2 separate regions of the Homo sapiens genome follow, and region 2 is linked to region 1. Evidence: chromatin loops called from intact Hi-C (ENCODE). Cell type or tissue: heart left ventricle. All regions are shown on one strand. Each heading gives the region's core, and the rest is flanking DNA. Links, peaks and the distances in the headings are about the cores only.

Region 1 (12,517 bases), core at 2,529-10,528:
GTCCTAGATTGCTGCTTTGTTTATCCAACAGAGTCTCCAGAGACCCTCGCACTCCCAAGCCACCTCTGCCCCACAACAGCACCAACCTGCTCAAGCTCTGAGAACACGGCTAATATCATCTGCCCCTGAACTGTTTCTACTTTCTAGTCAATTGTCTGCATGTCTTCTCTCCACAGATGACTGGGACATAAGGCTCATCTTGGCCTGGAGGTCCCCAGAGGGCAAAGAACACAGCAGTGTGAACTCAGCATGAAATGACATAGGTTTGGAGTGACAGGGATGCCAGTGGCATCCTGGGACCTGCTCAGATTGAGGGAGATGTGAGCAGGGACTGTGGCTCACTGATCCCATTTCCTTCCTCATTGCTTGGCAGAGGCTAAGGGAGACTGAGTTGAGCTTGGACAGTGTGCGACTGAGTGAGTACTGGCGGCAGTTGGGAAGGCAGGGAGTAAGAGAAGAGTGTGGCCTTTTGACAAGCCTGGGATGGAATCCTGGCACAGCCTCCTAGCTGGATGTCCTCAGACAGGTTTTATATAACCCTTCTGAGCCTGAGTTTCCTATCCATAACACAGAGTAATAATAACACCTTCAAAGGATTATATAAGGTATTCATGAAGGACTTTATGTAAAGCACTTGGCACTATGCCCTGCACATAGTAGGGTATTCAATAAGTGATAGTCATTATTACCATTTAGTTCTTTTTAGTGTTTAAGGAGTCAGAAAGCAGTGGTCCTGGTTTAGTTCACCTGCTAACTTCCTATGCAGTCCTGAGCAAGTCACTTCTCTTCTCTGAGTCTCATCTCTCCCTCATTGAAAAGGAGGCCAAATTTGGGAGATCTATAAAGTTTGTTAGAGCTTTGACTTCCTATGTTCTTTGATGCAAGTCATTTGTAGTCCAGGAATACTTGGATTTGGTTTGAAACCCCCAGAACAAACTTCTCTCCCAGAGAGTAGTTACCATTCCTTGCTCCTGCCCCAGGCACACTAGCTTTGCAAGTTCTCTTAGAATGAATACTCTATTCCTGCTCTATTTCAAATCCATAAGGCATGAAAAACTTCACTGTGGCTTAAAGATGGAGCCAGCTCAACAAGGGAGAAGAAAGAGGAAGAAAAGCAAAACAGCCCTAGTATGAGGCCAAACTCCACACTGCCCCACCCATTCTCTCTATATATCAACCCTCGTGTGAGAAGGAGGCAGGGAGGAGGCTCTGGCTTTTTCCTGATAACACGTACTATGATGAGAAAAAGATCCCTTCATTGTGGGTCCACTTAGTGCTCATTCAAACATGCCACAAAGTGGAAGTCATTAAAGAATCTGCATAAGCCTTGGGGCAACCTTTCCCAGTCCTCCTGCACACAGCCTCACACATGTGGGCACGCGGTAACGTCAGCCTTGGCTTCTCTTGGCTGTCCAAATTAAGATCTGATGGTGGTCTATACACTACCCAGTGCTGACTGCAACCAAAGGGAGAGTCAGCAGATGGGACCAGTGCTGGGCTGTCACCAACAGAATCAGATGGGCCAGGGAGGGTCAGGGCACATGTACAAACATCAGTGGGCTGGGCATTTCCACACTTGCCCCAGGGCAGAGGCAGAAGGAGCAGCTGCTGGTGGATGGCCTTCAGGATATATGAAGAACATCCCCAGTGCCCCAGGTTGGAGGCAAGTCATCATGGGAAATTCTCCTGCTATATAAATACTAGAAAGCCTTGTTTGGACTCTATGCCCAGAGTCCAAGCAGATTAAGAAAGTGGCACAAGGCTGAGAAAGCTCTTTGGCCTTCTCCTGCTCCGCTCAAAGACTCTGCACTCACCCCCCAAACCCATTCAGTGAGCTTGGAAGACAGAGAGAAGCACATTGGGAAAGGAGCAGAGAAAGACTGGTTGGTCTTTCTCAGCTGGTAGAGAAGAAACAGGCTGATAGAGGACAAATTTTAGAGCTCTACAACCACTTACATTGGATTCCTTACTCATTCATTCAAATCATACCTTCACCAAACCCTGACCGCCAGGCACTGTGCTAGGTGATGGGGGGCAAGATGAGTTCATGGTCAGGAAGGGAAGATACATGAGCTTCAAAAAAAAGCCCCCAAACCCCCAGCCATCTACAAATTGATATGGAAATAACATGATCAATAACTGTCAAATAACTATGCTGGATTCTGTGAATTATATAAATATTTGATGGAGTACTCTCCAAAGCACCCAATTATCCTTCTATAAATGGGATAATAAGCTCAGTGCCCTCCTTATGCCATGGGGCCTAGCGAGGGAGGCAGGACTGACTGGCTGCCTTGTCAACCCCTATAGGGGCAGGTCACTGGGCACAGCTTCTGGGATCCCAACAAATTCTCTAGATAAGTCTCACTGGAGTGAATCCCTGGGCTGTGAACATCTTGAAGGCAGGTCAAAGTCTTATTTGTCTTTTACCCCAGTGTCAAGCACAGTGTTCAGCACAAGGCAAACACTCACTGATGGTTTGTAGATTGAATGAAAGAATACATGAATGAATGAGTCATGTCATGCCCCAAGTGACTTTGGGAGTGAGAGGGCAAGGCATAAAATGAAATCCTTCAGTTGCCTCCTCTCTTCCTCTCTTCTCTGTTTTCTTCAAGCTCAGAAGAGCGCAGGCTCTTCCACAAGGCAGGCAAATCCGAAATCTCTCTCCCCATCCAACCCATCAAAGAGCTCGGCGTATCCTCGGCAGAGATGGGTCACCATGACAACTAGCTAGCACCAGAGCAGAGGCAGTGCAGTGAACCCTGCTCCTCTTCCCTAGGAGCCTTGGAGAAAGCCAGTGTTTCTCACTTTTCTGGTAAAACCCTCCTCCAAATGTTCCCCGGCACTCTGTCCCCCCAGAGGTACCCAACCGTGATCTAGCAGACAGTTTCACATCTAACCAGTGAGGGTGGTCTTCCAGCTGACAAGCCTGGGGGATTCCTAATGCTAGTCTGCAACAGACGTTAAAAGTAAAAGACCTCTCATCAACTCATCGGATAATAATCGTGAACGAGCGCTGGGTTAGGTGCATGGAGATCATTAGGCTCTAACAATGTGGCATCCACATGAGGAAGCCATTACACTAACAAAACTGCAAATGTAAAAATAGAGCTCCACATAGTTTCCTGGTTACCACATTCTAATTCTGATGGCTTTTCGGTGCCAGAGAAATTTGGTTTCCTTTTGTCCCCTGCCATGCCCTGGTTCTCTTGCATGTATATTTATTGTGGAAGGAGATGGCTTGCTTTGCAAATGCTGAGTCCTTAACCCATAACCCTCCTCCACAAGGCTTGTCATGGAAGAATGAGTGTTGCTGCTCTGTTTTTAGGGTTGCAGTGGCTCCAAGATCACTGCTATAGACCAGGCCTAGAAAGGGCTCAAAAGGTCCCAGCTCCCAGGCCAAGAAGGGATATCTGGCCACCTGCCCAGCAGGGCACAGAGAAGACAGAAGCAGTATACCATCCTGTCCGGTGATCTCAGGGTCAGGCTGTGTTCTAAGCCCCAGCTTGGCCCGCTGGAGCAGGGCACCAAGACAAAGCTGGGAGACAAGCCCTCTGGACAATCTCAGGTTTGTGAAAAGGAAATTTATTACTTTGTTGAGGCAAGTTTCCCTTTGTCTGGGAAAGTAAAGGATTGACCTGGTTCCCTGCAGTGTGCAGCCTCATGTACCCCTGGTGTGAATCATAGCCATCCTCTAGATACTTTTTTAATGTTGTAGGAAAATCAGCACACGTCCGTAAGTGCTGCTGAGTTTTGAATCTGACCCACTTAGGGCCTGACCTATGGTACCCAAGACACTCACTCATCCATGCATCATTCATTTATTCAGAGACACTGAGCACCTGAAGATGCATCTGAGACTGTCAGGGTCTCTGCCCTTATTGAATATTGCTGTATTTGAAATTTAGGGATCTTCCTGGTGAATCTCACATGCCTGAGCCTCAGGTGATATCTCATGACTACAGGATGACACGGGGAAGGGGACATGTGTGGGAGTGGCCTGTTAAAAGTGGTCCTGGAAGGGGAAGTGTTGTCAGGCAGCAAGCCAGATGGCTCTGGCCTGCCTCCCTAATTCCAGCACCTTCATTTTTCAACCTGGGCACCACTCAGAACCTGGCTCTCACTCCCAGCTTGTTACCTTTGTGTCAGGACTTCTCACATGACACACACATGCAGTGACTCCCATAGCCTGGGCATCCCCTGGCCACTTCCCTATGCTGCCCCTAAAAGGCTCCTGGGTTTGATGGACCAACCCTGGGTTGAGTCAAGCATGATGAAAACTCAAAGTGCAATTCACAGGTTGATGTCTCCTTGTCAAGAGATGGACCCATCCAGCCTAGGTCACTTCTTCTTCCATCTAGGCAGCTCTAGCACAGTGGCCTCCCGACCCTAGGAGGAAGTCTCCCCCAGATCACTTACCCATGCAGGAGAAGCTCTCCTCAGTCTCATGGAGGGGCTCAGCATAGCCATCAAGGGGCCAGCTGCCCTGGGAGAGGGGGCCAGGTTTCTGGTCAGTTTGCAACCTGTGGGACCAAGAAAGGGTAGTCACTCATGGTAGAGATGTCCTGGTCTCTAAGCCCCTCCATGGGGCTAAGAAAACCCTCTTAGAACTTGGTTCTTCTTCTCTGATAGTGCCCTGCACCACTCAGGGCCAGCCCCTCCCTGATGGGTATGTGCACATGCCTGCCCTCCAGCAGGCAGCAGGCCTTCTGTGCAAAGCTGCGCCAGGCAGGGAGCCCCAGAGGATACTGGGATGCCCGATGCTTGTCACCCCTTGACATTCTACAGTCTACCCATTTCCCAGGAACGTTATCACTTATAGGGCAGAGGGATACCCTAGCAACTCCAGGCCTTGGGTCCTTTGTCTTGCCAGGATCCTTGCCCTCAGGATGAGCATGTATGTACAGCCATGTACATATACACAGGGAAGAGCTCCCTCTGAAGCTGAAGTCACTGATTCCTGGTAGCTCAGGGGGCACACAGGCTTTGGGCTTGCTCGTAGTCCAGGCAGCTTGTAGGTCAGGAAAGAAGGAGGAGTAGGCTCAGCTGCAATCACAGTGACTCCCGGGAGGACAGGTCTCTTGCTGGGCCCGTTGTGGTAGCAGGAAGGAAGGGTGAGGTCTCTGGGCACCAGCTCCCAAGTGCACACAGACCTCTGAGCACAACCTCAACCGTACAGTTGCTCCCAGGAACAAAGGCTGTGGGAGCTTTCATTATAGGCAATTACCCTAGGCTCTGGGAGCTGGCCCGCCCACCCATCCGCCCGCTGTCTCCAGCTAAATGGAGACTTTGGCAGCTTGGCAGGAGGGGGAGGGGAGGGCTGTGCAGGCAGGAGGGGAAATTGAAGGGCTGGGCCATGGAACCCTGAGAGTCTCCAGTGCCACTGAGATTTGTCTTTCTCTCTCTCCAGTTTTCACTTTTTTCAATGCCTAGATGGCCGGGACTCTGGGCTCAATTTTGCCATTAACTCACTGTATAACCTGGAGTAGATCTCTTCTCCTCTCTGGGTCCGGCTTCCATCATGGGGTGAAAAGATGCCCCTCAAGGCTGGGATCTGTTTTACAGTCTAGGGTTGTGAGGTGTTTGCTGCTTCTGCTCAGCTTTTTCTAAGCTATTTAGGCAGTGCTGAGCTCTTTTGTATCTCAGGCCCCTCAGGTGAATGATGGGGATAGTGCAGGGTGGGGTGTCGTTAGAGAAAGCAGGAGGCCTCATCCTGGCCCCTGGGGGTGCTTGGTATGATGGGGACAATCGCCATGTACTACTGTCTCTCTTTTTTTTTTTTTTTTTTGACACAGGGTCTCACTGTGTCACTCAGGCTGGAGCACAGTGGTATGATCAAGGCTCACTACAGCCTTGATTTCCTGAGCTTAAATGATCCTCCCACCTCAGCCTCTCAAGTAGCTGGGATTACAGGCTCAAGCTACCACGCCTAGCTGATTTTCATATTTTTTGTAGAGATGGGGTTTTGCCATGTCGCCCAGGCTGGTCTCGAACTCCTGAGCTCGAGATCTGCCCACCTCAGCCTCTCAAAGTGCTGGAATTACAGGTGTGAGCCACTGCACCAGGCTCTTATTGTCAATTAAATGTCTGTCCAAGTACACAAGTGCCAAGGGGATAAAGAAAGACTGGGGTTGGTTGGTTTCTTGGAAGAAATTAGAATGGACCTGGGATTTTGAAGTAGGGGATGCAACATATTGGTGAGAAAGTAACAGAAAATTCTACTGGGGAGAGGGAATTCTATATAATGTGTCAACTGTTTCATTGATTAACATCATATATGTAAAGAGCTAAGCACAGCGTCTGGGCCAGAGCAGGTATGCAATAACCAGTGTTAAAAATAAGAATAGGCAGACGGGTGCAGTGGCTCATTTCTATAATCCCAGTACTTAGGGTGGGGGGGCCGGGGCGGATGGATCACTTGAAGTCAGGAGTTTGAGACCAGCCTGGCAAACATGGCGAAACCCCGCCTCTACTAAAAATACAAAAATTAGCCAGGCTTGGTGGTGCATGCCTGTAATCTCAGCTACTCGGGAGGCTGAGGCAGGAGGATCGCTTGAACCAGGGAGGTGGATGTTGCAGTGAGCCGAGATCGTGCTACTGCACTCCAGCCTGGGCGACAGAGTGAGACTCCATTTCAAAAAAAAAAAGAAAAAGAAAAATAGGAATAGGCCAGGGTGGTGGCTCACAACTGTTAATCCCAGAGCTTTGGAAGGCCGAGGCAGGAGAATTGTTTGAGCCCAAAAGTTTGAGGTTACAGTGAGCTATGACTGTGCCACTGCACCCCAGCCTGGGGAACAAAGCAAGAATCTGTCTCCAGTAAATAAATTAAAGACTAAAAACAAAAAAAGAAATAGTTACAGTCACGATTGTTGCTGCCATTAATATGATGCAAGAGTGGGTGAGGTTACATCAGTCATATGGGCCAGAAACTCCAATGGCAGAAACATTGAGGAAGGCAGGCTTTATCTCTAATTTCAGTCAGCTCTGTATTTTTATCCACATCTGCCTCCATCTCTCCAAACATGGCCAGGCCTCCATGTCCGCCCTCACTTCTCAGCCTGAGTGGACAGCACTCTGTATGCCAGAAGTCAGGCAGAGGTTGAACCAGAGAGAAGAAAATTGCAGTAGTGACACCAGTAACCCTACGCTCCTGATACCATTAACCATAGTTCCAATTGAAGTCCAACCCAAGGCCCACCCAATGCAGGAAGAAGAGAACTGTTGGGGGTTAGGGAGGTGGTAAAGGGTGCACTGGCAGTTGGGAAAAGTCAGCAAGGGCTGTGGTGAAGCTGCTGTGGCTCTCTTCCAGGATAGCAGAGAGGGATGAGGTTGAGGATGTGATGGAATTAGATGTGTGAGACCAGGGTCTCCTGAGAGCGGACAGGGGATTGCACCTTCTCTGGGTCCAAAGGGAAGTGATGGATGAGAGGAGACAAGCTTCACTGGGAAGGCCACACCAAGGCCCTTGAAAAGAGAGGGCTGTGGAGGATGGGGCAGGGGAGAAGATGGCTGCAAGATTCATTCCCTGGAGAAGCAGGTCAGGCATGACCAGGCTGGAGATGGGGAGGGAAGCAGGTGACCTCTGCTTCTGCATTCCACTGGGGCTTTGCAGAAGGCTGAGGTGCTGGGGCGGGTGGCAGGGAGGGAGGAGAGATTTCCACAAAAACACAATGTCTGTGGATTCTAGGAAGCAGATGGCACCTCCTTGGCTATGAAGCTTTGAAGGGTGGCCCAGCCTGGCCCTTGGCAGAGCTGCCATGGCAGCAGCTCTAGGCCCTGCAGAGTGTGCTGGGTGCCTGCCCATTGGCGTGCAGCATCTCGGAGTGTCCTTGGTCCTAATCGCACCCTTGAGCCTCAAATCTGTCTTGAACTAACTTCTAACCACCATGGTGATGAGTCAGGTCTTTGTGCCATGACCCTCTCTCCAACCCTAATCCAGAGACTGAAAGGGGCAGGGTCTAGGAGGTAGGGTGGTGTGACACATTTCCATTTCTGTTTAAAATGCAAACATGCAATAAATGTTTGCTGAATGAAGGAAACATGGTTCTGTTTAAGCTGCATTAAAATATTTGAATGAAGAATTCTGAGCTCTTTGGAAAATGTCAGGTTCTGAATATACCAAGGGACTTGTAAGGTAGATAATGTAAAATCTTAAACAATTTAATGCCTAGACACTTTTCCCAAAGAATGAATTCAAAATGAAGGGAATCAGGTAGGAGAAGAAAGTCAAAGAGTCACCAGGGAAACATTTTACTAATTGGAAAAAGGCCATTCAAAGGAAGGCCTGCCCTGCATTTCTGCTTCTTGAGTTCTCTCATCAGCTTCAGAATCGAAGTAAAGAAAGTCACAAGGGGACGTAAGTGAGTTGCCCCTTAGGAAAAGAAGCATCAGTGCACTTTGCAGGCAGTACAGTCAGGCAGAAGATATGCTTTGAGAGCCAGGGGTCACCCTGGTAAGACCTCCCTTTGGCTGTGAAGTCAGAATTCTTGCAATAACAGGGAGTTCACTGCCTTCCGGTCAATTTGTAATCCTCTCTACTTTTTGGAAAGTTCTTGCTCTTGAGCCTCAAATCTGTCTTGAACTAACTTCTAACCACCATGGTGATGAGTCAGGTCTTTGGAGCTGCACCAAGTAAATCTAATTCATCTTACAACATGACAGCCCTTCAAATATTTGAAAACAGTGCTCAGACCCTCTCTAAGCCTTCCTTTCCAAAGCAAACTTCTTCAGTTCCTTTCATCATCCTATAACACCTTTTTTGATCCCCCAGCAACGTGTCAGTCTTGCTCTACATGTGTTTTTGTATGTCGATGTCCTTTTAAAACGTGGTGTTCACAACTGAATGTAACAGTCTAAATGAAGCCTAAACATGTGCAGAGTGTATTGGGACCATTCACTTCCTTGTCCTGAACTCCAAAGGCCTAGTCCTGTAATATTAAATTGCATTCAATTTTTCAGAGATTAAGATACACAAGTTGCCTTCTGCTGAAGGTTAAAGCTCCTAGTGGTTCCCTACCCCCACCTCCAGCCGCTCTGATGCCTCAGAGGTCCCTGGTGTGTAAGGGATGATGTACAAGCTTTTCTATGCCCAAAATATAAGTGAGAGTTTCTCCTTCCATTAGCATAGGGGAAAAAATATAGGAAGTTAGTTTAGTCAGGAAGATACTTAATTTGCATTTGGGCATTTCTAAACTATATAATAATTAGTAATTAAAATTTAGTGTACTTACTGAAGTCTTTTTAGTATAATTATATTTTTATTTTTTAAAAAAAGCATAGTTTGCTGGGTGCGGTGGCTCACGCCTGTAATCCCAGCACTTTGGGAGGCTGAGGTGGGCGGATCACGAGGTCAGGAGATCGAGACCATGCTGGCTAACACAGTGAAACCCTGTCTCTACTAAAAATACAAAAAAAAATTAGCCAGGTGTGGTGGTGGGCGCCTGTAGTCCCAGCTACTTGGGAGGCTGAGGCAGGAGAATGGCGTGAACCTGGGAGGCGGAGGTTGCAGTGAGCCGAGATCGCACCACTGTACTCCAGCCTGGGCGATAGAGTGAGATGCCATCTCAAAAAAAAAAAAAAAAAAAAAAAAAGCGTAGTTGACTAAGCGTTTGTTTTTCTATGCAATCAACTTGCAGTGTCTGAAAAAAGCTGGATGTACTAGCTTGTTGGCCATCTTGTTGTGAATACTGGACTGGCCACCTCCACCAACAAGGATGTCAACACCTGTCTGTCTAAAGCATTACTAATTCCTGATATGCCAGGCACATAAGCAGATATGCACAAGGCACTATAGCAAATGGAGTGAGCAAACGAGTGAGAGACAGACAGACAGGTACAAGGTATGAGTGCAACAAGCAGTGTAGATTTTACTTACTAAGTAAAGGCGCAGTGCCCAAGCCAATAGAGTTGGTCTAACTCACAATGTTGGCAAATGTCCCACAATGAATTGGGTGAGACTGACACTGCCTATGTATCTAGCTGCTTAAGCTTCCACGACATCCCAATCTTTATATTGTTCCAGAGAGCAAAAATGGACATTTTAGGGGTACCCTCCTTATGAGACTCTTTTTGTTGTGGATTCCCCACAGTCGAGAAAGATCAGAGCTTCAGTCAGCGTCCCCTTTTATGGTCCCAATCCCATCTCAGCTCTCCAAGCCCCCAACTCTGTAGGCCTCCACCTACCTAACTTCTTTTTGTATCGCCTGGGGCCCTCTGGTCTTTACCAGCCACTGATCACCAGGGTCCCTGTCCTCTTCCGGCTTGCCCCTTGGTCCCAGCATGGCTCTTCCCCCTTCCCTCCCTGCCTGCTCCCCAGCTCACCTGTACTGGAAGGGGGCCACCGTGGCTGTGACTGGCTGACTCTGCTGATGGACTGAGGAGAAGCTAATGGCCCCCGGAGAGGGAGAGGGGCGCTTGCCCTGCACTGGGCTGCAGACTGGAGAGGAAGCCCACGAAGCTGCCCCCTCATCAGGCTCCAAAGACCTGGGGGTCCCAGAACTTTTGTAGTTTATATCTCTTTGGTCTTTTCCTGGGCAGCTTGGAGGCTTCCGACCTTCCGGAGCCCCTGGTATTTGAGTTTCTCCGTGAAAGCTCGTCCGAGAAGGGCTTCTGCCCCGGGTCTGGCAGACTGGAGTCCCTTCCTGGGCTTTTTTCTTCTTTCCCTGGGTGCCTTGTCTCTCGCCAATTCTTCCGGATCCAGCCCGGCTGGAGAGGGCTGCTTTCGGGGTTGTCCTGGGACTATTCCATGGGGAGCTGAAGGGGCCTTCCCCATCCTCAGCTGACTCCCTCACCGCCCCAGCAAACTTGGGAGAGCCTCTCCCCCGGAAGGCCCTAGGAGAGGAGTTTCTAGAAGGACCTGCAGCCTTTCCCAGTCTGGGGGAGGCTGCTCTCTGTGGGCTCAGGGCCAGGCCGGCCTGGCGTGGCCGCAGCTGGGGAGAAGCGCCCGGTGTAGGAATCCTGGTCTGGGAAGAGGCACGAGGCACCGGGATGGCGGAGGCGTAGTGAGGGCGGCTGGCGGGATTCACATTGGCCATCCCATTCATGGTCTGCAAGGCTGGAAGTGTGGGCTACTGTCCTGCAGGGAGAGAGGGCAAAAAAAGACCGTCAGGCACATCCCCACAAGCTTCCATCCTTGAGTGTAGAAAGAGGATGTTGGGGTCTGTGGGGAGGCTCGAGCACCCAGACTGGGCACTGGCACTCCTGGTTCGCATTGTGACTGGGTCACTGGCTACCCGCTGGACTCTGGGCAAATCCCTTTCCCTCTCTGCTCTGAAAAGCTGTTATGAGGCTCATCTGCAAGCACATATGGGAAAGTGCTTTGTGAATTGCAATGTGCTGTACAAATGGGCTTCATTTAACTTTCTTTGACTCTGTTCCTGTTCACTGATTGGGGACAGACTCTCCTTCTCACAGCTCCTCCCCCTCAGGCCTTTCCTAGTACCCCGAGTCTAGAATGTCCTCCACACTAAACAAGTTTCCTCATGCTCTCGGCCTCTGCCCTGCATGTTCCTTCCTCTCATCACTGCAGCTGACCCCTGGCTCTCTTCATAGGACACTCTCCAGTGCAGTGCAACCTTCTTCCACATGCTGCTGGGGCCCAAGGGTGGGAGGGCCAATCACAGTCCCCCCAGATCATAAACTTGTAAATTGGCAAATGCTGCCCCTTGAGGCTCCTGCCATTCCCTGGGCCCTCCCTGCTGTCCCCACCCCCATAGTCACTGGGCATTTGTCACTTGGCTCACAGTCTTCCTCTCCAGCCCATTCCCTACCCACCTCCCCCCATGACAAAACTGACCTCTGCCACCTCCTGCCACCCTCGTCTAAAAGAGACTGAGTGTCCCACCTTTGGTTCAAGGCAGTTCCTTGTGCAGGCCCTGTCAACAGCACTTGATCTTGTCTCTTCCAGACCTTGACTCATTAATTATCCCCTTCTCTCTTGTATCTTCAACCCTTCCCCCTTCACCAGCTTCCCCTCCTTGCCATGTTAATTAATGAATTAATCACTTCCATTTCAAAGGGAATTTAAAGCAGTTTACAAAGATACATACAATCAATTCCAGATAGATTAAAGAGTTAAAGGTTAAAAAATGAAGCCATAAAAAATGTTCAGAACACATGCATGAACGTTTCCATAATTTTGTTGTGGGAGAGGCCTTTCTAAGTACCACATCAAAGGCAGAAATCATAAACTAAAACACTGATAGATGTGAATGCATAAAAATTAAAATCTTTATATGGGCAAAAAACCTTTTCAAAAGGTTTGACACATCAATAAACTATAAAAATACTTGCAACAGACTGGGCGCAGTGGCTCACGCCTGTAATCCCTGCACTTTGGGAGGCTGAGGCAGGTGGATCACCTGAAGTCAGGAGATTGAGACCAGCCTGGCCAACATGATGAAACCCCGTCTCTACTAAAAATACAAAAATTAGCCAGGCGTGGTGGCACGCCTGTAATCCCAGCTACTTGGGAGGCTGAAGCAGGAGAATCACTTGAACCTGGGAGGTGGAGGTTGCA
Region 2 (12,517 bases), core at 2,580-10,579, 56 kb after region 1:
AATCAAGAACATTCTCAGATGAAGAGAAACTAAGAGACTTTGTTGCCAGAAGGACTACTCTAAAAGAATAGCTAAAGGAAGTTCTCCAAACAGAAAGGAACAGAATAGAGAATCCAGAAACAGACCCACACAAATATGCCCAACTGATTTTTGACAAAGGTGCAAAAGTAATTTAATAAAGGAAAAACAGCTTTTCCAACAAATGGTGCTGGAGTGATTGGACATCCATAGCCAAAAAAAAAAAAAAAAAAAAAAAATCTAAGTCTCAGGCCTTATGCCAAAGTTAACCCAAATGGATTGTGTGTTTAAATGCGAAACATAAAAATATAAAACTTTGAGGAAAAAATATTTTAAAAATCTTTGGCAAAGAGTTCTTAGACTTGATAACAAAAGCACAATCCATAAAAGGAAAAATTGATAAATTAGACTTCCTCAAAATTAAAATGTTTCATTCTGTAAAAGACCCTGTTACAATGTTACAAAAGACATACAGAGTAGGAGAAAATATTTGTCAACCACATATCCAGCAAAGAACCAGCACTTATAATACAGAAAGAGCAATCAAAACTCAACAGTCAGGCCAGGCATAGTGGTTCACTCCTGTAATCCCAGCACTTGGGAGGCTAAGATGGGAGGATTGCTTGAGGCCAGGAGGTTGAGGTTGTGAGCTGTGATGGCACCACTGCACTCCAGCCTAGATGACAGAGCAAAACTCTGTCTCAAAACAAAACAAAACAAAACTCACCAAAAACCAAACAATTCAATTAGGAAATAGGCAAAAGACATGAAGAGATATAGCACCAAAGAGATGTCTAAATAAGCACGTGAAAAGAAATTCAAAATCATTAGCAATTAGAGAAATGCAAATTAAAACCATGAGGAGATATTACTACATACATATTAGAATGGCTACAATTTTAAAGCAATGACAACACCAAATGTTGGTGAGATGCAGAGAAACTGGATCATTCATACATTGCTGGTAGAAATGTAAAATGGTACACCCACTTTGGAAAGTGATTTGGCAGTTTCTTAAAAAAATTAACTTGCAACTAACACGTGACCCAACAACTGTACATCTCAGAGAAATGAAGAGTTATGTTCACACAAAAACCTCTACACGAATGAATATATTAGCTTTATTATTTTTTTTTTTGGAGAGGGTCTCGCTGTGTTGCCCAGACTGGTCTTGAACTCCTGGGCTCAAGGGATCCTCCTCCATCAGCCTCCTGATTAGTTGAGATTACAGGCACATGCCACCATCCCCAGCTTATCAGCTTATTCTTAATAGCCCCAAACTGGAGACAACCCATGTCTTTCAATAATGAATGATTAAACAAACTATGGTACATCCATATCATAGAATATTACTCAGCAACAGAAACAACTGAACTATTGATACACACACCTGGATGAATCTCCACAGAATTATGCTAAGTGAAAAATAACTGTTCCCAAAAGGAATATGCTCTATGATTCCATTCATATAACATTCTTGAAATGGCAAAAGTATAGAAATGGCAAACATATTAGTAGTTGCCAGGAGTCAAAGAAAGGGTGGAGGCAGGAGAGAAGTGGGCGTGCCTTTAAAAGGGCGACATGAGGGATCCCTGTGGTGACAGGACTGTTCTGTGTCTTTACAGCAGCCGGGCCAATATCCTGGTAGTGATATTGTACTACAGTTTTGCAAGATGTTAACACTGGGGGAAGCTGGGTAAAGGGTATCCAGGATCCCTTTGTGGTGTTTCTTACAATTGCATGCAAATCTACAATGTCTCAGAATTAAAAGTTTAATAAAAGTCAACAATTGTGGAAAGCATGCACGAATAAATAATTGAGTAAGTGAAAGAACACAGGAAATCAGGGAAGAAATACCCCATGCCTGGTGATCAAGGACCAAGATGCAAATAAATGCTCTAGCCTACAGTCTCTCTCTCTTCATAATTTGTCCCTTCCCTCCTTCCTTCATAATAAACTCGAGAAACACTTTATCAAAGAAACTGTCCTTAATTGGCCTCAGATGTTGTTACGTCACCACTCCGTGCTCCTCCAGGACTCATGTTCATTTTTGACATTAGGTATTTGTCCTTGTTTGGATTTGGATTTTCCTTCCAATTTAAGGGGCCCCTGAACATTTCCTCCAACAGACTGGGGGCAGCCTAAGGGCAAACACCTTCATCATCCCATTGGACACGCCTCCCTGATGTAGATACGCAGTTCTGAATACTGCAACAGAATTCAATACAAGATCTGCCAACTCCAGTGAATTTAGGTGTTCCCAAAGATAGATGTCAATAAATACTGGCTGAGTTGAACTGGACATGCTATAAATTCCCTCATGCACAGGACTAGATCCTATAGCTCAGCAGTTCATAGGCCAGTAGACTAAGAGACAAAGGATCAAGGAGAAAGAAGGGCAAGAAGGGTAGAAAGATAGTAAGGACCAGGTTGGGGGGTCCACCAGGAACCCTGAAGAAGACACATCTCTCTCTCTCTAGGTCTCTGTCTCTGGTCCTCTCCCCAGCTGCTTCCCAAACTAATTCCCAGGAAAAGGGAAGCACTGAGAGTCCCAGGGGTTAGAAACACATCAGAACAAAGAAAAGTTAAGTCACTTTCAGCCATTCCACTCTGCATCAGGACTTCAAAGGAGAAAGCACCATCTAGGTTGAAGATGGGCCCTTTGTGTCAGCTGCTGGAAAGTCTTTGGCTTTTCCAGGCAAGGATTAGACAATGGCCTGGGCACTTTGCAGCTTTCCTCTCCCCATGTTAGAGAGTGTGGGGCCTCTGGCACTGTCTGTCTTCCATGCCTCCCTAGCCAAGTGCCATGAGCACCCCAGTCTGAGCAGAGGCCGAGCAATGTGTGGCGGGGGCAACAAGCCCCGCAGCTCTCCTTCCTTCCACCTGAGACACTGAATCTGTCTGTGCAGAGGATAAACAGAGGCAGGGAGGGTCAGGGCTCCCAACGCTGGTGACGGTGGTGGTAGGAGGCGCAATGGTGGCTCCAGCTAGTTTCTGGCAGTGGCAACAGAATTGATCTGAGCAGGCTTCTTGTGCCACGAATTGGGCTGTGGTTCTGGCTACCAGCTTTCCTTGGAAGCTGCAGGTTTCCCAAGCCTGGTTCTGCAGCCTTCCCACTTGCTCAGTAAGCTACTGGGATATCCAACAAGCTCTTTTTCTATGAGGTTGAGCAGGGCTGAGTTCCTTTGCTTGCTCACAGGAAACCTGAGGTCCAGGGTGGGACTGACCACCACAGGCTCTGGGTGGCCCATCCTGACTCCGAGTGCTGGGTTCATGCTGCTCCTTCTGCCTGGTGCTTTCCCACAGCTAACAACCACTCGACCCAAACCCATCATCCTGTAAAGTCCAATTCTCATGCCACCTGCTCCACGGAGCAATCTTGGATCTCTCCAGAGAATGAATGTCTCTCTCGTCAACACTCCCCAGCATTTTACCTGACTCTCTCTGTGGGGATTTAACACTTCCTACTTTAGATTATAGAAAGTTGTGTATTACTTTTCTCCCTTACTACATGGTGAGTGTCCTGAGGCTGAGGTCACTTCTTGTTTTCTCCCTTGTACCCAGCCCAGTCCTCTACACTGAAGAGTGCTCAGTAAATGCTTATAAATAGAACTCTTCAGTTTATTTAGACTCGTTCTTTTTTTTTTTTCTTAGAGACAGGGCTGCACTCTGATGTCCAGGCTAGAGTGCAGTGCCGCCACTATCATAGCTCACTGTAGCCTCAAACTCGTGGGCTCAAGCGATCCTCCCACCTCAACCTCCCAAGTAGCTGGGACTACAGGCACGTGCCACCGTGCCTGGCTAATTTTTAAAATTGTTTTAGAGATGGGACCTTTCTATGTTGCCCAGGTTGGGACTAGGCATTCTTAACTTGGGGTCCAGGCACCCGCTGAGCTGAATGTAATGCATTTTTTGGACACAATGCCCACAGCTTTCATCAGATTCCCAAAAAGGGTCCATGACCCCAAACCAATTAGTAATAGATAATATTTGTTGAGTGTTTACTAGGTACCTGGCACCATTTTATATATTTTTCATGTATTAGCTCTCTTAATCATCACAAGATCCCTGGGAGATAGGTACAGCAGGCAGGCCTGGAGCAGAAGACAATTTGGGCCTCCCTCTGTCATGATGGAGGGTCCTGACTGCAAAACAGGAGGCAGGGAGGGGGTGTGTGACAGACATGTAGGGGAGGGGACAAAGCTCTCTGTCAGGAAGAACTGGTGCAGAGGCAGGGCAGGGCAGGGGCTCCCTGAGGGTTTACCTGGGGTCACATGGCTCCACTTCAAAAAGATTTGTTTTTATTCCCCTCCCTTCCTTCCTTCCTTTCTTCTTTCCCCTTGAAAAAGTGTGAATACGGTACAGGTGTGCACACACACACACACGCATACACACACACATATCAGGAGATGAAACATTATCTGGACTTAGCAGCCACGTTCTGTGAAATCAGCACTCCAGGGTCAGCTCCCTGTGGCCTGCCTCGACTTGATGTCCTGCTGTCTGTACATCCTTTGAATCAGTCAGGGTGTCTGGCCTACATGGTAAATTCCTCAGGCACAGGCCATGTGCCTATGCATAATTCAGTCTGAGCTTGATCAACACAAATGAACATTGTCAGGCCTTTAAACAAAGTTTGATTATTTACTTTTGAAGGAGGGCTCTTCCATGCAACCTTTCCAGTGATGACACTAGTTTCAGATGGAGCTGACCTTGGGCTGCTGGGCTCAGGCTTCTAGAAGGTGAGATGGGCAGGGGCAAGATGGAGTAGGAAGGAGCAGGGTTGGACAGCATGGGAGGAGATGGCTATGGGGACAGAAAGAAAAGTAATTCCCAAGAAGAGCACAGCTGGAAACCACCCCCTACCCCAGGGCATCTACTTGAGCAATGAGGATTAATCTCTGTTGTCAACACCTGCACAGTTTAGAGCAGGCCACTTAGCTGCCTCCTTTGAGTCTTGTGATGACTTGCTGGTAAGGTATAAGACAGTCATTCCTATCCCCATTTCATTGATGGTGATAAAGGCTAAAAGAAATTAGAATCTGGCCAGGCGCGGTGGCTCACGCCTGTAATCCCAGCACTTTGGGAGGCTGAGGCGGGTGGATCATGAGGTCAGGAGTTTGAGACCAGCCTGGCCAATATGGTGAAACCCCCGTCTCTCCTAAAAATACAAAAATTAGCCGGGCATGGTGGTGCGTGCCTGTAGTCCCAGCTACTCGGGAGGCTGAGGCAGAAGAATTGCTTGAACCGGGGAGGTGGAGGTTGCAGTGAGCCAAGATTGCACCACTGCACTCCAGCCTGGGTGACAGAGCAAGACTCTGTCTCAAAAAAAAAAAAAAAAGAAAGAAAGAAAGAAAAGAAATTAGAATCCAAGTCTCCTGACTCCAAATCTTGAACTTGGCCTACCACACAATGCTGCTCTCAGGGAACTATGGAAGCCAGCTTAGGATCCAGGGTTCTGTAGCCTGGAGATGCTGTGGCCCCTGCAGAAGCCCACCATGCTTGTCACATGCCTCAGCCTGGAGGACCAAAAACCCCGCTGCCCAGTTTCCTCGCTATCCCATGATGAATCCCATAACTTCTCCCTTAATCTGTGATCACATCCTCATCTCTGAGGAACCTGAGTAAAACACTCTCTCATATAGGACCTTTTGTCTGGAAGGTGCTCAGTGACTGTGAGTGGAATGAGCGATCAGATGAGTGAATGACTGAGTGAGTGAAGTGTTAATAATTCCTTATGGGTGCATTAGGCACATTAGGTATTCCCCTTTCCGCTATTAATAGATGGTTATACCAGAGTATCATTAACATATGTGGTACTTTTACCCACTCAAATTGTTTGTGCCCTTCCCCTGTGATAAACAATTTTGCCAAGAACATTCTTGCAGCTAGATCTTTGTACACATTGATGATCATTTACTTCAGTTAAATTCCTATGTAATCCCACTTTAATAATGGGATAAACAGAACCAAATTAGGAAGGGAAATTTGCTGCAAAAGAAAAAAAGGTCATAATAAGCAATTCTAGGCAAAACAGAACGCCTAGCCAGGCTTCCAGTTCTTGACTGTGGATAATTGAAGGGGCCCTTGCAGTTCTGCTGGGCACCCATAGCCAGAGACCTAGGGACAGCCCCAGAGTGCTCACTCTGTGGTCCCCTTTGTCTGTGATCTCATCATGGTGGGGGACTGGTTTCCCAGCTGTGTGACAAACTCCCTGACAGCAGGGACTGCATTCCCCAGTGCCTGGAGCCTGGCAGTACCTGGAACAAACATGGAAGGTGCTCAATATATATCTTCTACCCTGGCCTGAAGGCGTATTAAGCCATGACTATGTAGGAAAGGGAGCTGTCATTTATTCACTGGGCACCAATTATGTGTCACGCACTGTTCTAGGAACCCTGCACACATGATCACATCCATTATCTCATGTCATTCTCACAGCAACTCCCAGCACTACCTCCCCTTTCTGATGAAAATGAGACTCAGAGAGGTCAGTCTGACTTCTCCTTCATCACACCATGATGGCAATTGTGCTTAGTCCCACTGGCTAGCCCAGAGATCCAGGAGCCAGGGCCTGCGAGTCCACACAGCTCACAGTGGATGCTGACTACTCTGCTCTTTCAAAATCAATGGCCACCAGACCTGGCGGGGCTGATACAGCCCTTGGCAGGGACAAAAGCAATCACAGGACACCTCGACCCTGGCAGGGGTGGATGCGGACACAGCGGAAATGGGTGCTGAGATTCGATGAAGCTCAGGAAATGAGATAGCTTTGTTGCCTTAGCAATGAGCGACCAGGGTCAGCGGCAGAGCAGAGGCAGCTGCAGGGCTAATGGTAGAAAATAGGCCATGTTGTCAGGCCTGAGGTTCCAGAGATGGAGAATGTGTGGAGGCAGCCTTCTTCCTAGACCTGGACTTCTGGGAACAGGCCTCCTCCATTGAGAGAATAGATCCCAAGTGAGGAAGACTCAATGTGCTTGGTGCCTCTTCTGAGCAGAAAAGGGAGACTGCCTGCTGGGCTTCCCCCATACCCTGGCCCTGGCCCTGGTCGTAGCCCTCAGCCAGCTCAGGAAGACCCTTCAGTATAGGCCAGGCTGTAACAGGGAGAAAAAGCTTTTTTTTCTCACTGGTGGGACACCAGGCAAGCATCTCCTTGGCCTCTCTGGTTGTTTCACCACACCCAGCCCTGAGGACCTATTATCCTCTATTCTCGCATAAGGACAGGTACTCCCAGGGCAGGCCTGCTTGCTGGCTGGCTGGAGAGCCCTTTCCCATCTGCAGACCTGTACTTCTCATTGGCTGGGCCTGCAGGGCAAGAGGCAAGGGTTGGGGGTGGTGACCAGATGCCCCTGGAACTAGAGAGGAACAGAATTCAGGGCTGTCTTGCCAAGCATTCTCCTGACGGCTGTAAGGAGGCGCCTGACCCTGGCAGTTGCTTGATCTTTGGGTCTGCTGAGTCTGCCCTAGAAGGGAAGGAAGAGCAGCCCTGGGCACAGCCTACATGTGGGCCATGGGCTCCAACCAGGTGGGGAGAGAGTCTGCTTCCTTCCACCTGCTCTGATTTTTTTGTTTGGTGTTTTTCAGGTCAGCCTAATCAGGGCACACAAGAGGCCAGAGAAGCGCTCACCCCGGATGACTATAGTGCCTCTTCTTAATCATAATAAATAAAATGAAAATGGTATTTTACAGTTAAAATATTTCCACATCCGTCATCTCATTTGATCCTCACAATAACCCCAGGAGCTGGACAGGGCAGGTGTTGTCTTTCTCATTATTTCACAAGTAAAACAGCAACTGAGAAGTAAATTGACTTGTCAACGATCACACACTAGTCAGAAGCCTAAGAGCTGGATGTCTGCTTCCAGAGCCTTTGTCCTTCCCACTCCTCTGTGGCCTTAGAAGAAGGTGTCCAGGTGAGCAAAGGGAGAGAACTGGACCAGCGGATACTGCGAGGGGCTTCCTCATGAGGGGGTTACTAACTGCTTCCTCCTGAGCTCCTGCAGTCCCATGATCACAGGGCCCCTCTCTGTGTGCAGCCCCAGCAAAGTGATGCAGAGAGATGGGCACTCCCAGAATCACTGTACCTTCCCTAGATCATTTTTTAAAGGCAGACATACCCTTGACAACCTGGAGCATCTTATATGATGTCAGCTGGGAAGGATGGCAGAAAGATGGCTTTGAGAACCTCTAAAGTGAAGAGATGAAGGATGCAAGGATCAGCCTCAGGGTCCATGACACCTTTCCAGTGTCCCTGGTGCTGGGTAAACCAGTGTGCTTTGACATCCCTGGAGTCATTTGTTTCAAGAGCTGAAGATGATGTTAATTTCGGACATTAAAATCATTCATAAATCGAAGCTAGCTCTGGGCTGCCCTGGCATCAGGGGAGTTCATGCTATAGCCGTGAACTGCTGCAGCTGCTGGTTGCCTACCAGGAGGTGGCCAGGCTGACTTGCACTGGAGTGAAGCTGCCACAGGATCCAGCCCAAGATCAGCCCAGACCTTCATGGGCCTGAGCACCTCTGGAGGGGGGTGGCTTTTCACACCTGGATGAGACTTTGGTCAGCTCTGTACTGTCCTCAGGGCTGCTGGTGGTTCTGAACAGAAGTTCTAGGGGCTGGGGGAGTGGCCTGGGTTTGCCCAGAGCAGGAAGGAAACACGCTTCTCCCTGGGTGTCCTGCTAACAGGAAGCAGCCGGGAGGAGTGGGGAGCTGAGAAGGCCCCACCTTGCACAGAGGTTCAGGCTCCTGGACCACACAGTCTGACCTTCCCAGTCTGACCTTCCTCCCTAGGACCTGCCATTCAAGCCCACTGACCTAGAGGACCCCCGCAAACTTCTGCGCATGCATGAGGCACATCTGAACTTTTAGACTAAACAGACACCCTGGGAAAGAAGAGGGAGTCGGTGAGCAGCCTGAAGACCGAGAGACCCTTGCAATGGAGCCCTCTTTCCCGAGCACATACTGTGGGACAGGCGCTGTGCAAACACGCATTGTTTATATATTATATTATATTATGTTATTGAATCCTTACAACAACTTCATGAGGTAGGAGTGCTTAACATTTTCATTTTACAGATGAGGAAACTGAGGCCCAAGGAGGTAAAACAACACGCCTAATTGCCACAGTCGGTATCAAACTCACGTCTGCCTGGGGGCACTAGGCAGCCAGCATGTTTGGGGTCATGTGTGTACATGCAGCCACCCCTCACAGGAACTGCAGTGGGCCCAGCTGTGGCCAGACATACCACCACCCAAAACTCAGAGGGAACAGATACAGCACCCAACAAGAATTCAGGACGCAGCCCCGGGAAGCGGTGATGGCAGTGGCAATGGAGTGCTGACACTCCATTAACAAATAGGCTTTGGGTGTTACAGGAAACAGACAAGCCAGGGTTCCAGGATTCTGGGATTGGCAACCCAGATCTACCCACAGGAAACTGCCAGCTAGGGACAAGAAGAGCTGCCCACAAGACTAAAACTGGGCAAGGGGCTTGCTCTGATGCCAGTCCATCACCAAGCTGGAGGAGCAGTGGGAAGTGCTCCACAGCTGCCCCCCACTGCCTTTTCACCCCAGCCCACAGCCTCCTTTTATTGTCAGCCCAGGATGCCCGCACTCCAATTACTCCTTAGGTACACAGCCCAGGCAGCCTATGCTTACGTGGTCCTAGGCACTCACAGGTGGTTTATGTACTCAATTTGCATGGCAGGGTCTTGGCGAAGGGGAGATGATGGCACACAGCTGGACACACAGCTGGTTAAAGCACCCATGAGGCTCTGTCTCCTAGGGTTGATCTTCAATTGGGTCAGTTACCCTTGCTCCGTGCCACATAGAGAAAGGACATTCTCGATGTGCAGGCAGGGGTCTCACAAATATAATACACACAAGGCTTTGGGGTTTTGGGTACCGACACAACTGGGGAGGCAGGTACCTATGGCTTGGGAGAAAGCCATAGTCTCTCATGGGTAGACATGTCTGTGCTGTTGGAGAGACAGTCTCCACCTTCCTCCACAAAGCAGCGGCAGGTAGACCCTGGCCACACTGGATTGGAACAGAGACCCCAGGGCACTGTGAGTTCCATCTCCCTGTGCCTCTGACAGCCTTGGGCACATCAATATTGTCTACACACACAGTAGAGTCTCATTACTGATTCAGTTAGACCATATGGATCCCTGAGATGCCTCCCTGAGCAATATTTTCAGTAGAACCAAGAGGGGTGGCTGAGCTCTGGCTCGCTTCGCCTCAGTCCTCCAGCTGGGTGTTGTGCAGACTCCATCCCAGTGCAGCTCTCAAGCCTCTTGAGCACTTCACCCAGTGGCCCAGCTCCTACAGCGCGGGCTCCAACCCCGGTAACTTGACAGGACAAGGCCCCTCTGGCCCAGCCAATGCCCTCGTACCTGTGGACAGCCCCATCAGAAAAAACAACAGAGGCAACCCCCTGAACCAACAGAAGCCTGTTCCCCATGAAGAGGGTGGGGATGTTTGTCCACTCCCCCCTGCAGCTGATGGCTTTCCCATCTTGTCAGGCAGGAAGGGACAGGGTGTGGGGAGGTTGTGATACTGATTTCCAACCGCCACCCAGTTCAAGATCCTAATCAGAGTCCTGTGAAGAGCAGCTGGTCATTTTTTTTGTCTTCCGGTGGCTGGGGATGGGGGGTGGGAGGGGACAAACTATTCCAAAACACCGCCTAAGGAAGTCAGCACCCTGTGGTTTGGGGATTATAAGTGAGGAGGGAATCACAGATAGTTGAGCAAATTACAGTACATACATATGAAATAATATTTAAAATGATGTGTACAGAGATTTGATCGATACAGAAAAACATCTGAGATAATATTAAGCAAAAAAGCAAAAATACAAAATGGTAGGCCGAGTATGATCTCAGGTAGACAAACCTGCCTTTAAAAAAAAAAACAACCTAGAAGGAAATGTTAACAGTGTTTGCTTCTGGAGTGGGGGATTATGGCTACTTCAAGTTTTTCTATTTTTCTATGATAAGCTTTGTTAATCAGGAAGAAAAAAACAACACTAGTTAAAATTTAGGGAGAAAAAGGAACCATGGATGGGGCACCTGTGCCCTCTGTGATCCAACAGCGTCATCCCAAGGGAAGAAGAGTTCTGTGTGTGTTGTGAGTGGGCAGGGAGAGAAAGTACTGACTTCTGATACAGCCCTAGAACTCGAGGGGCTGTGTTCTGGAGTATTCCCGAGGGAGCTCTCGCCTGATGGGAGAGACAAAGCCCCTGCCTGGGGAACACAACCTAAGTGCTGAGGGAGGGGAGAAAGGCCTGTAACGGCTGAGGGTGTGCACCCTGAGCAATATCACTAGGTACTGGTGGAGCCAAGCGGAGAGGGCACCAGGGGTGGGTGACAGTGGTGGGCTCAGGGGGAAGCCTTCCTGGAGGCGGTGAGCCTCGAGCAGGCCTCCAAAGTGAGCTGGGGTGTGGCTGGAGCTGCCGGCATTTCATGGGGGTCTGGGGAGTGGTTCTCAGAGCCTGCAAGAGAAATGCCCAGGAGAAGTGGCCTGCCTCTCTCTGAAAGAGGTGGGCAAGCGTCACCATCAGAATGGTGTATGTGTCGGGAGGAAACTGGGAGATGGGGCAGAGTGTGGGGGAGGCCCCTGGAGCCCACAGGAAGGAGTCTGGAAGTGATGGGGAGAGCTCAGTGCTGGCAGGGAAGGAGGAGCAGCCAGGATCTGAAAGAAAGGACCAGCGCCAGCCTTGACATGGAAGAGGGTGGCTGCATTTCAAATTGGTCTTTTAAAGAAAAGTCTGAGAGGGAGGCGCTGAAGGGCATTTGGGTGTTAATTTTTGGTTCAGTTCAGTGACTAGGGATTGGGGGAATGTCTGGCGCCTCCAGGGATAAAATGCTGGCCTGAAGCCACAAGGCCCCTGGGAGGTCAAATCCACCTCATCATGTGGCCTGGGGTCCCACCTTCAACTGTGTGGGCCTCAGTTTCCCCCAGAGAGGCAGGGGGTGGGTGACAGCCCTTCTATTATCCTCAAGTCTCAGGGGCTCTGCTAATAAAAATGATTGCAAAACGCTTTGCAAATAGCGATACTGCCTCACAACGGAGGCAATTCTTTCCCACAGAGGGGGCTCAGTTCCTGCAGGGATCCACTTGGAACCTCTCTGCCCTCCAAAGAAGGGGCCCTTCTGTTCCCTTGTGATCTCAGTGAATACCACGTCCCTGGGATAGCCATGGGCCGGGCCCCATGCCCGCTGCTGGCAGCCGCCCTCACATAGCACAAGGGAAACTTTGTGTGCCTCCTCGGCCTGGAGTGTGAGCTGCCAAGAGCAGGGTCAGTTTCTCTTCTGATGGCGGAGGAAACCGAGGCACAGGAAGGGAGACTGACAATGAGCCCAGAAGAAACCAGGCCCTGTACTTTCTTATTTAGAAAATTGGCATCAATAACTAGCATTTATAAGGCACCACATGGTTTATGTAGTAATGATGATAGCAGTAGCTAAATATTTAATGAGCACTTAGTATGTGCCAGTCA

The links. Hi-C counts contacts between places; a loop is a spot of excess contacts. Peaks named below come from ENCODE experiments on the same cell type or tissue, not always from the same donor. Only the 100,000 strongest peaks of a DNase experiment are listed, where the experiment ranks them.
Region 2: it touches region 1 in a loop (2.2-fold over the local background); 15 of 110 quality-filtered maps call a loop at or near these places.

Annotation. Positions count from the first base shown.
Region 1 is chr1:201,621,410-201,633,926 of GRCh38, reverse strand. NAV1 (neuron navigator 1) reads right to left here. Exons shown (of 34, transcript NM_001389617.1): 3 at 10,321-11,074; 4 at 4,420-4,523. The coding sequence starts at 11,042. It overlaps LOC124904482 (a long non-coding RNA gene), which reads left to right. Exons shown (of 2, transcript XR_007066789.1): 1 at 1-3,568. Among named protein-coding and RNA genes, the nearest start is that of NAV1, 89 kb to the right of the region's middle. RefSeq lists an enhancer at 4,989-5,490 and a silencer at 11,348-11,732. In heart left ventricle, for the core only: no CTCF peak of the experiment used is centred there; no DNase peak of the experiment used is centred there; H3K27ac peaks cover 1,926 bases.
Region 2 is chr1:201,565,213-201,577,729 of GRCh38, reverse strand. The region is part of intron 1 of NAV1 (neuron navigator 1); the gene reads right to left. Among named protein-coding and RNA genes, the nearest start is that of NAV1, 32 kb to the right of the region's middle. RefSeq lists a cis regulatory region at 10,095-10,881 and enhancers at 11,048-11,547, 11,548-12,049. In heart left ventricle, for the core only: no CTCF peak of the experiment used is centred there; a DNase peak (open chromatin) is centred at 6,718; H3K27ac peaks cover 3,332 bases.